Regions from separate parts of the Homo sapiens genome. Here region 1 is linked to region 2. A link is a contact called in ENCODE Hi-C or POLR2A ChIA-PET data. All regions are on one chromosome and are shown on one strand. Each heading gives the region's core, a stretch centred on a gene start or an enhancer-like site at or near the end of the contact. The rest is flanking DNA. Distances are from core to core; before and after follow the strand shown.

What was found. Hi-C counts contacts between places; a loop is a spot of excess contacts on that map. ChIA-PET counts read pairs that join two places held with the same protein, here RNA polymerase II (POLR2A). Pooled maps may share reads with other maps.
Region 1: a loop to region 2 is called in a map of CD8-positive, alpha-beta T cell, with 2.8 times the contacts of the local background. The contact joins the enhancer-like site here to the promoter of AP5B1 in region 2. A Hi-C loop is called at or near these places in 1 of 168 maps with a recorded cell type or tissue (CD8-positive, alpha-beta T cell), 3 of 37 single-sample maps with no recorded cell type and 5 of 50 pooled maps. POLR2A ChIA-PET finds 5 or more read pairs at or near these places in 4 of 52 experiments (HCT116, activated B cell, activated T-cell and 1 more).

What each region holds. Positions count from the first base shown.
Region 1 is chr11:65,538,989-65,543,580 of GRCh38, reverse strand. It overlaps LTBP3 (latent transforming growth factor beta binding protein 3), which reads left to right. Exons shown (of 28, transcript NM_001130144.3): 17 at 32-154; 18 at 357-476; 19 at 1,853-1,981; 20 at 2,288-2,455; 21 at 2,627-2,710; 22 at 2,967-3,095; 23 at 3,199-3,336; 24 at 3,428-3,568; 25 at 3,700-3,861; 26 at 3,953-4,033; 27 at 4,122-4,253; 28 at 4,350-4,592. The coding sequence ends at 4,501. Among named protein-coding and RNA genes, the nearest start is that of SCYL1, 16 kb to the right of the region's middle. RefSeq lists enhancers at 2,403-2,452, 2,669-2,963, 4,569-4,592 and silencers at 2,703-3,462, 3,513-3,712. Within about 2 kb of position 2,605, at least 37 of the 41 ENCODE cell types and tissues checked have a DNase peak (open chromatin) inside an H3K27ac peak, as active enhancers do; they include CD8-positive, alpha-beta T cell and HCT116, where a contact is called at or near this core.
Region 2 is chr11:65,778,496-65,783,172 of GRCh38, reverse strand. AP5B1 (adaptor related protein complex 5 subunit beta 1) reads left to right here and starts at 2,197. Exons shown (of 2, transcript NM_138368.5): 1 at 2,197-2,731; 2 at 2,831-4,677. The coding sequence starts at 2,582. RefSeq lists enhancers at 826-1,483, 2,213-3,115 and silencers at 1,744-2,483, 2,524-2,703, 2,854-3,123.

The sequences.
Region 1 (4,592 bases), core at 1,356-3,855, 240 kb after region 2:
CTGGTCCTCTGACACCCCCTATGCCCTGCAGATGTGGACGAGTGTGAGGCTGGGGACGTGTGTGACAATGGCATCTGCAGCAACACGCCAGGATCTTTCCAGTGTCAGTGCCTCTCTGGCTACCATCTGTCCAGGGACCGGAGCCACTGCGAGGGTGAGGGATCTTAGAGCTGGGGTGCTGACCTGTCCCTCCCTACCCCAGGACCCCCACCCCCCAGGGTCCAGTCCTAATCCAGATCTCAGTTGGGGCATAGGGGCGTGGGACTGACCCAGGGCTCTGGGAGAAAGCTTTGGCTGCCTCAGGCTGGGGTTGGTGATCAGCCCCTGAGATTCTCCACCCCTTCCATCCCCTACAGACATTGATGAGTGTGACTTCCCTGCAGCCTGCATTGGGGGTGACTGCATCAATACCAATGGCTCCTACAGATGTCTTTGCCCCCAGGGGCATCGGCTGGTGGGTGGCAGGAAATGCCAAGGTATGGGGGACTGGCTGAGGGTTCCTGAGGGATGTGGCAGGGAGCAGTAATTCCCTAGACACACTGTGGCCTTTCTCCATCCATCCATCCACCCATCCAACCATCCTTCATCCATCCATCCATCCATCTATCCATCCATCCATCCATCCATCCATCCATCCATCCATCCATCCTTCTATCCATCCATCCTTCCATTCATCCTTCCACTCACCCACCCATCCATCTGCTCAGCCTTCCAGTCTTTCACCTAGAATAACAATGATCACAGTAAACATGACAGTTAGTGCTATCGTGGTGCTTACTATGTGCCAGGCACTCTGTTAAGCTCTTTACAGATATTAATGTATTGGTCTTCCCCATCAACTCACCCATACACATGCATTCATCCAACAAAAGTTTAGGCTGAGTGCAGTGGCTCAGGCTGGGGGCGGTGGCTCATGCCTGTAATCCCAGCACTTTGGGAGGCTGAGGCGGGCGGATCATGAGGTTAGGAGTTCAAGACCAGCCTGGCCAATATGGTGAAACCCCATCTCTACTAAAAATACAAAAATTAGCCGGGCGTGATGGCGCACGCCTGTAGTCCCAGCTACTCGGGAGGCTGAGGCAGAAGAATCGTTTGAAGATGGGAAGCGGAGGTTGCAGTGAGCCGAGATCACGCCACTGTACTCCAGCCTGGGCAGAGAGTGAGATTCCATCTCAAAAAAAAAAAAAAAAAAAAAAAAAGTTTATTGAGCACCTACTATTTTCCAGGTTCTGTGCTTTGTACTAGGTAATCAACAATCACCCAGGGCTCCCAGCTAGGGGAGGCCAACATGTAAACTGATTCTGACAGTTCAGGGTCCTGGGTGCCAAGAAAGGTATAGACTAATGATTAATTGCAATGGGGAGGTGAATGTTGAACTGGACTGAAACGTAAGTAGGAGTTCCCTAGGCATGGGAAAGGCAAGGCACGAGAAGTCATTCCAGGACCAAAGAGCAGTAATTGCAAAGCATAGAGATCTGGAAGGAGCTAGTTGTGTTTACAGAGGAGGGGAGGGTGCCCTGAGCACAGAGTTGGGGAGTGGAGGGTGGTCTAGAGTAAGGCGTGATGAGACCTAAAGGTATCGGAAGCTCAATTGCATTTGAGGCCTTTCCATTTGGGCTTCTGATACTTTTAGGTTTTGTAAGGTTAGTGGGAGCCACTGAAGGTGTTATGAAGGACAGCAGCTAATGTCCACATGCACATTCAGACACATGCACAGACACAGCAGACTTCCTGCTGTACATACTTTGAAACCAAAGTGGAAATTCAGGTTCTGAACTTGTGTGAGGCCCTTGAGGTGCAGCCCCAGGGAAAGAGGGGCTGGGTTTCCAGCTGCGCTACTCTTGCCCCGCAGACATAGATGAGTGCAGCCAGGACCCGAGCCTGTGCCTTCCCCATGGGGCCTGCAAGAACCTTCAGGGCTCCTATGTGTGTGTCTGCGATGAGGGCTTCACTCCCACCCAGGACCAGCACGGTTGTGAGGGTGAGTGTCCTCCCAGCTCCTCCCTCGGACTGGACAACTCCCCTGAGCTGCAGCTGGGATTCAGAGATGTGTCCTGGCCCCACCCTCCTAAATTTGGGGAACCGGAAGAAATCTCTTTTGGCTGGGGGAGTCTGGTGGGGCCAGACGATGAAGGGTCCAGAACACCACGTTGAGAACAGAGCCAACTCTCAGGAGGAGGCTAAGGGGAGCCAGGGAATGTGGGGGGAAAGACCTGTGGTGGGTGGGCAGGGTGGACAGGGCCAAGGGGGGTCTGTGCACAACCCTGAGCTGCCGTCTGCCCCTCAGAGGTGGAGCAGCCCCACCACAAGAAGGAGTGCTACCTGAACTTCGATGACACAGTGTTCTGCGACAGCGTATTGGCCACCAACGTGACCCAGCAGGAGTGCTGCTGCTCTCTGGGGGCCGGCTGGGGCGACCACTGCGAAATCTACCCCTGCCCAGTCTACAGCTCAGGTCAGGAGCCGGGCAGGCCCCTTCCCAGATCTTCAGTTTCTTCATCTGGAAGCCAAATGTGGGAAATGGCGCCCCCTGGCAGTTGGGAAATAGGCGGCGGGCTGCAGCCCTAAGCCCACGCGCGCGCTCAGTCCTGCCTCTTCCCTCCCCACGGCCGCCCTGCCCCTGCAGCCGAGTTCCACAGCCTCTGCCCAGACGGAAAGGGCTACACCCAGGACAACAACATCGTCAACTACGGCATCCCAGCCCACCGTGGTAAGCGCCCTGCGGCTCCGCCCGCCCCGCGCCCTCTCACCCCGGGTTGGGCTCGCCCGGATCCCGCCGGGACTCGCTGGGTCAGCTGCCCGCGCCGGGTAAGCCCCGCCCGCACCTTCCTCGCAGGCCCCGCCCTGTAGGCCCCGCCCCTCCTGTAGGCCCCGCCCGGGGATGGCTTCGCTCCGGTGGTGCGCCCAGCCCACGCCTCCGGGCTGCAGCTGCGGGACCGGAGCGGCCAGTGTTTGTCACCCCGCAGACATCGACGAGTGCATGTTGTTCGGGTCGGAGATTTGCAAGGAGGGCAAGTGCGTGAACACGCAGCCTGGCTACGAGTGCTACTGCAAGCAGGGCTTCTACTACGACGGGAACCTGCTGGAATGCGTGGGTGAGCTCCGCCCCCCGGCGGCCGTGGGGAAGCGGCAGGGAGACACGCGCCACCGCGCCCATCCCGGGCCTGCCCCTGCTACCCACGCTTTTCCTCCCTGCAGACGTGGACGAGTGCCTGGACGAGTCCAACTGCCGGAACGGAGTGTGTGAGAACACGCGCGGCGGCTACCGCTGTGCCTGCACGCCCCCTGCCGAGTACAGTCCCGCGCAGCGCCAGTGCCTGAGCCCGGAAGAGATGGGTGAGGCCCGGGCCGGGGAGTGGGGTACGCGGGAGGGGCGGGGCCCGGGCCGAGCTGTGACGGCCCCCACCCACCCCCTCGCTGTTCGTAGACGTGGACGAGTGCCAGGACCCGGCAGCCTGCCGCCCTGGCCGCTGCGTCAACCTGCCGGGCTCCTACCGCTGCGAGTGTCGCCCGCCCTGGGTGCCCGGGCCCTCCGGCCGCGATTGCCAGCTCCCCGAGAGCCCGGCCGGTGAGGGCGAGGGTTGGCCTTGGCCGATCCCGGGGCCCTGTCCGTCACGTGGCCCCCGCGCAGGTGGGGTGGGGCGGAGGCGGGCGGTTCCTGCCTTGGGCCCCTCCCCTGATGCCAGGTGTCTTCCGCAGAGCGTGCCCCGGAGCGGCGCGACGTGTGCTGGAGCCAGCGCGGAGAGGACGGCATGTGCGCTGGCCCCCTGGCCGGGCCTGCCCTCACCTTCGACGACTGCTGCTGCCGCCAGGGCCGCGGCTGGGGCGCCCAATGCCGACCGTGCCCGCCGCGCGGCGCGGGTAAGGCAGTCGGGGAGGAGTTGGCCGGGAGCGAGGATGGGGGCCAGGGCCCGGGGACCCGGACGTCGCTGACCAGTTCTGCTCCTCCCAGGGTCCCATTGCCCGACATCGCAGAGCGAGAGCAATTCCTTCTGGGACACAAGCCCCCTGCTGTTGGGGAAGCCCCCAAGAGGTGAGTGCTGCCGGGTCGGGCGGTGGCGGGGTTGGTAGCCTTTGGCCGGGGCTCAGTGTTGAAGTCCATATTGTTCCGGGCCACGCAGATGAGGACAGTTCAGAGGAGGATTCAGACGAGTGTCGCTGCGTGAGTGGCCGCTGCGTGCCGCGGCCGGGCGGCGCCGTGTGCGAGTGTCCCGGCGGCTTCCAGCTCGACGCCTCCCGCGCCCGCTGCGTGGGTGAGCCGGGCTTCGGGGGTGGGGGCAGGGGCGGGGCCGGTGGTGAGGAGCCGCCTGGAGGCTCAGCGAAGCCGCACCTGTCGCCCTCACCTTCAGATATCGACGAGTGCCGAGAGCTGAACCAGCGCGGGCTGCTGTGCAAGAGCGAGCGCTGCGTGAACACCAGCGGCTCCTTCCGCTGCGTCTGCAAAGCCGGCTTCGCGCGCAGCCGCCCGCACGGGGCCTGCGTTCCCCAGCGCCGCCGCTGACGCCGCCGACGCCGCCCTCGGCCCAGACCTCGGTGATCACTGAGGGATTTCCGCGAGCTCGGCCTCACTTCTGCCCCGACTTGTGGCTCGG
Region 2 (4,677 bases), core at 948-3,447:
ACTGAGGCTCAGGACCCCTTGGGAAGCTGACTTTCCCTTTTACAAGCCTTGTGTTTAGTGTCTGCCCACAACTGGGCTGCATGGGGAGGACAGAAACTCAGCAGGAGAAGAAATGAGGGAGGGCGTGGAGTGGGGAATTCCCAGCTCAGCATCCGGCAGTGGCCCACACCTGGGCCCTCGACTGGGATGTTGCTGTCCCGGGTGAGTCCGGTGACAGTCTGAGCTCAGCTCCATGCCTGGCCTTGCCAGGGACAGAGCCAGCACCACCCGCCAATAGGGGAGCAGACAGGTGAGAACAGGGCCCATCCAGGGACCTGGACACCCAAGAGGGCCGAGGGTACCTGGTGTGGGGGGAGGACCAGGTCAGATGCAACAAGGGGCTGTTTGTGGAAGTCGAGGCTCCACCTCTGAGGGGCTCTGTGACTGAGAGACCGTACCTCTGTGGGCTTCCCTTTCCTCATCTGATACCCACTCTCGGTACCTGGGGTTGCTGTGAGCCTCAGTAAGTCCATGCGGATTCGTCCACTGCAGTATTGGAGACCACAAGTGGGTTCCCTCCCTCCAGACCCTCAGCCTCAAGGAGTCAAGACTCAGGCAGGAGGTGTGCAGAGGCCACGCTGTCAGAGGCTGAGCCGGGGCCAGAGCCAGTGTCAGGCCCCCTGATCCTTGGAAACCTGTCTTCTCAACTCTGCAAGAAGTTTAATGATCATTCCTGCCTCACCGTGAGGGTGGTGAGGGCCGGGGATGTGCAGTTACCAGCACCCTCTGGGCTCAGACAGAGAAACCAGACTGGCTCCTACTGCAGGCTGCCTCCCCTCCCCAGGGCTGCTCTCATCCTGCCTCTTTCATCTTGGGTTTAATTAGCCAGGCTGCCTCACCCCACAGCCTCTTGGGTGGGAGTTATCACTCCCATTTTATAGATGGGGAAACTGAGGCACCTAGAGGGAAGTAGTTTGGGGCTGCTGCCTGTGAGTCAACTGTGGAGCCAGGGCCTAGAGGAGCCGGGACCGGGCCTTCTGGCTGGACCTGTCCCTCCGAGTGGGTCTCTATCTCTCCATCCCCAAGGGCACCCAGACAGCCTCCTTTTTGGCACTCTCCACCCCTCAACTCTCCACCACCTCCCATCTGGAGCAGGATGGGGTAGGGAGAGGCCAGCTGGCACTGGCTTGCATGGGGGCTCAGGCCTGTTTCATCTTCAAAGCGGCTAATTGGAGCCAGAGGGGTGGTGAGGTTTGGGCGCCGGCGGTTCTGTGCCCTGGAAACCGGTGGTCTGTGGGGCACCTGCAACCTGGGCCTCTGGCCTGGGAGAGACCGCCGCCCAGACCCCCGAATGCCCCCAAACAGCCAGAATCCAGCCCACTGAAGTCTGGAGTGCTGGGTTCCGGCCCGGCTTGGCCCCAGATCTCGGTTGGCAAGGCCGCCCTCCTCCTGGGCCTGTTTTCCCCATCGCTAGGCATGCCTCGAGCCCCGTGACCGGCCAGGCCCTGACAGCCCGCACTTCCCGAGTATGGATCCCGTTGTTTTCGACTTAGGGCCCTGCCCCGCCCTCGCCGTCACGACCCCTGCGGGCCGCCAGCGCGGCCTCGGGCAAACAAAGGTCAGAAGCTCCTGGCTGGCCGCAACCGCGGCGCCGGCTCCTCGCCCCCAAGCCGAGCGGGCTGGGGGCCCGGGCAGGCGTCAGGGAAGCGAAGCCAAGCCCTGCGGCGCCCGCCGGACCGGTTCAGCTGGGGCGCTTTTCCTGCGGGCGCCCTGCGACCGCACCTTGGTCACCCCCAGGGGCCACTCCGGGAGCCCCAGGACCCGCACCCACGCCCCCCGGGGCCGCGCGTCTGGCGCAGGGTGCGGTGTGCCCGGGCGCCGGCGGGGGGCGCGCTGGCTGCCGCCCTGCGCGGCTTGGCGGGCGCTGGTGGGACCGGGCCGCTGTCCGCCGAGGGCCGCGGGATCGCAGCCCTGCGCCGCGGTACCCGGCATCTGGGGCCCAGGCCCACCCCGCTCCGCCACCCCTACCCACTCCCCTCCGCCTTTCCTGCCCCGGCCTGCGGCGGTTTCGGGGAAGGGGGCCTGCGCGGCGGGACAGTTAGTCAGCCCCCGCGAAACCTGCGAGTCGACACCTGCGGGAGGCGGTGGCCCCGTTACGCCCCGCCCCTCCCCGCCCGGACTCGGCCGCCCCCGCGCCGCGCCCCGCCCCGCGCCGCCAGCCCGGAAGGAGCCGGCCGGCCTGAGTGCCCGCGGCGGCTGAGTCAGGCGGCGAGCGCGGCCCGTTACCGCCGGCGCCGGGGGCCGGGGTGGCGCTGTGGTTTCGGTGCGGGCCGCGGGCGGGAGGGAGGCGGCCTAACGAGCTCTCGGCACGCACCCTCCCCCGCCCTGCTCCTGTCCTGTCCCGCGAGGGCCCCGGCGCCCAGCTCTGGCGTCGGCCCCGAGAGCCCTGGTCTCACCGTGGGAGCCGGGCGCGGGTCCCGCCGGCATCTGCGCGGCGTCTGGGGGTGACCGCAGCCCCTCGGGGTCGGCAGCGGGCCCCGCGCTCCCGGTGGCTGCGGCCTGAGGGTCCCTCTTCCCTGCGCAGGGGCCCGCGCGCCTCACCATGGGGCCCCTGAGCCGGGACGCCTGGGCCCAGCGCTTGGGGGCCTTCCGGGCCAGCCCGTCTGCCTTCATGGCAGGTCCCGAGGGGGAGGATTTGGGTCGCGACCTGCTGAGCGACCTGAGAAGTGAGAAGCTGAGCGAACAGACCAAGGTAGGCCCCCACGCGTCCCCTGCGCCGTTCCGCAGGGTCACCCCAGCCCGCCGCGTCATGAACCTCATCTTCGTGATTCCCTCCTAATCCCCCATCCAGGTTTCCCTGCTGGCCCTGAGCATGGAGTACCCTGCGCAGCTGTGGCCCGACGCCTCTGCGGCCGAAGTGGCCGCCACCTCCCTGTTGGACACCTTGGTCCTCCTACCCCCGCGGCCCTCAGCTCTCCGTCGGCCACTGCTGCTGGCGGCCACCACTGCCCTGGCGGCGGGCGGCGCGCTGGGCCCCACCTCGGGCGCCTCCTGCCGGCTCCTGCCCCTACTGCTCGGCCTGGCCGCGGGTAGCGATCTGGGGCGAGGCTTTGTCCCCGCCTCGGAACAGCGCCCCTTGCAGGCCACGGCCTGCGAGTGCCTGCGAGAGCTAGAGAGCTGCAAGCCCGGGCTGCTGGGGGGCTCCCTGGGGTTGCTGCGGGGCCTGCTGGGGCAGGAAGGCCCTGTCCAGCCACTCAGCCTGTTGCTGGCCCTCGCTTTGCGCAACACCTTGGTGCTCCAGTCCCGGGTTGGGGCTGGCCTGGGGGGACTGCTCACGGATAAGGTCTCCCCAACTGGGGGTGGTCCCTGGGATTGGACACTAGTGGAGGAGGGCGATGGACGCCTTCAGCCCCAGGCACCCAGCTGGCCGGCAGCTGAGGAGGGAGAGGGGGAGCGTAGCCTTACAGCACGAGAGCACAGCCCTGAGGAGGCGCGGGAGCTGCGGGCTGCGGTGATCCAGCTTCTGGACACCTCCTATCTGCTCACTCCTGTGGCCCAGGCCCAGCTCCTGTGGCTGCTGGGCTGGGCCCTGCGGGGTCTGCAGGGACAGCCACCGGCACTCTTCAAGCCGCAGCTGGTACGGCTGCTAGGCACAGCACAGCTGACACTGTTGCACGCCATGCTTGCGCTCAAGGCGGCCTTTGGTGAGGCCTTGTTCACAGCCCAGGATGAAGCGTTGCTGCTCCGCCGGCTCACCTTGGCTGCCCAGCACCCTGCTCTGCCTCCGCCCACCCATCTCTTTTACCTTCACTGCGTCCTGAGCTTCCCTGAGAACTGGCCGCTGGGCCCTGAAGGTGAGGAGGCTGCCCCACTGCTGCTAGGGCCCCAGCTATGCCGTGGTCTCCTGCCCAGTCTCCTGCATGACCCAATGGCCCTCCTGGCCCGCCTGCATTTACTGTGCCTGCTCTGTGCCGAGGAGGAAGAAGAGGAGAAAGGCCAGCTTCCAAGCCCACGGCACTACCTGGAAGAGCTGCTGGCTGGCTTGCGGCAGCGGGCAGCCCTGGATGGGGGCCCCCGGGCCTTGGCCACTCTCTGCTTCCAGGCCTCGTATCTGGTGGCCTGCTGCCTGGCTGGGCAACCTACGGTGCTGACCCCCTTGATCCACGGACTGGCCCAGCTGTACCAAGCCCGGCCCATGCTGGCTCCCCACTTTGTGGACCTCTTGGATCAGGTGGACTCTGAGCTGAGGGAGCCCCTGAAGGTGGTGTTGCGGCAGGTGGTGGTGTCCAGGCCGGGCAGGGATGAAGCTCTTTGCTGGCACCTGCAAATGCTGGCAAAGGTGGCAGATGGAGATGCCCAGAGTGCTACCCTCAACTTTCTACAGGCCGCGGCTGCCCACTGCACGAACTGGGACCTACAGCAGGGCCTGCTGCGGGTCTGCCGGGCGCTGCTGCGGGCAGGGGTGAGGGGCGGCCTGGTCGACTTGCTGCAGGTGCTGGCCAGGCAGCTGGAGGACCCTGATGGGCGTGACCACGCCCGCCTCTACTACATCCTGCTGGCACACCTGGCAGCACCCAAGTTGGGGGTGGCCCTGGGCCCCTCGCTTGCCGCACCTGCACTGGCCTCTTCACTGGTGGCCGAGAACCAGGGCTTTGTGGCAGCACTGATGGTGCAGGAGGCACCGGCCCTGGTACGGCT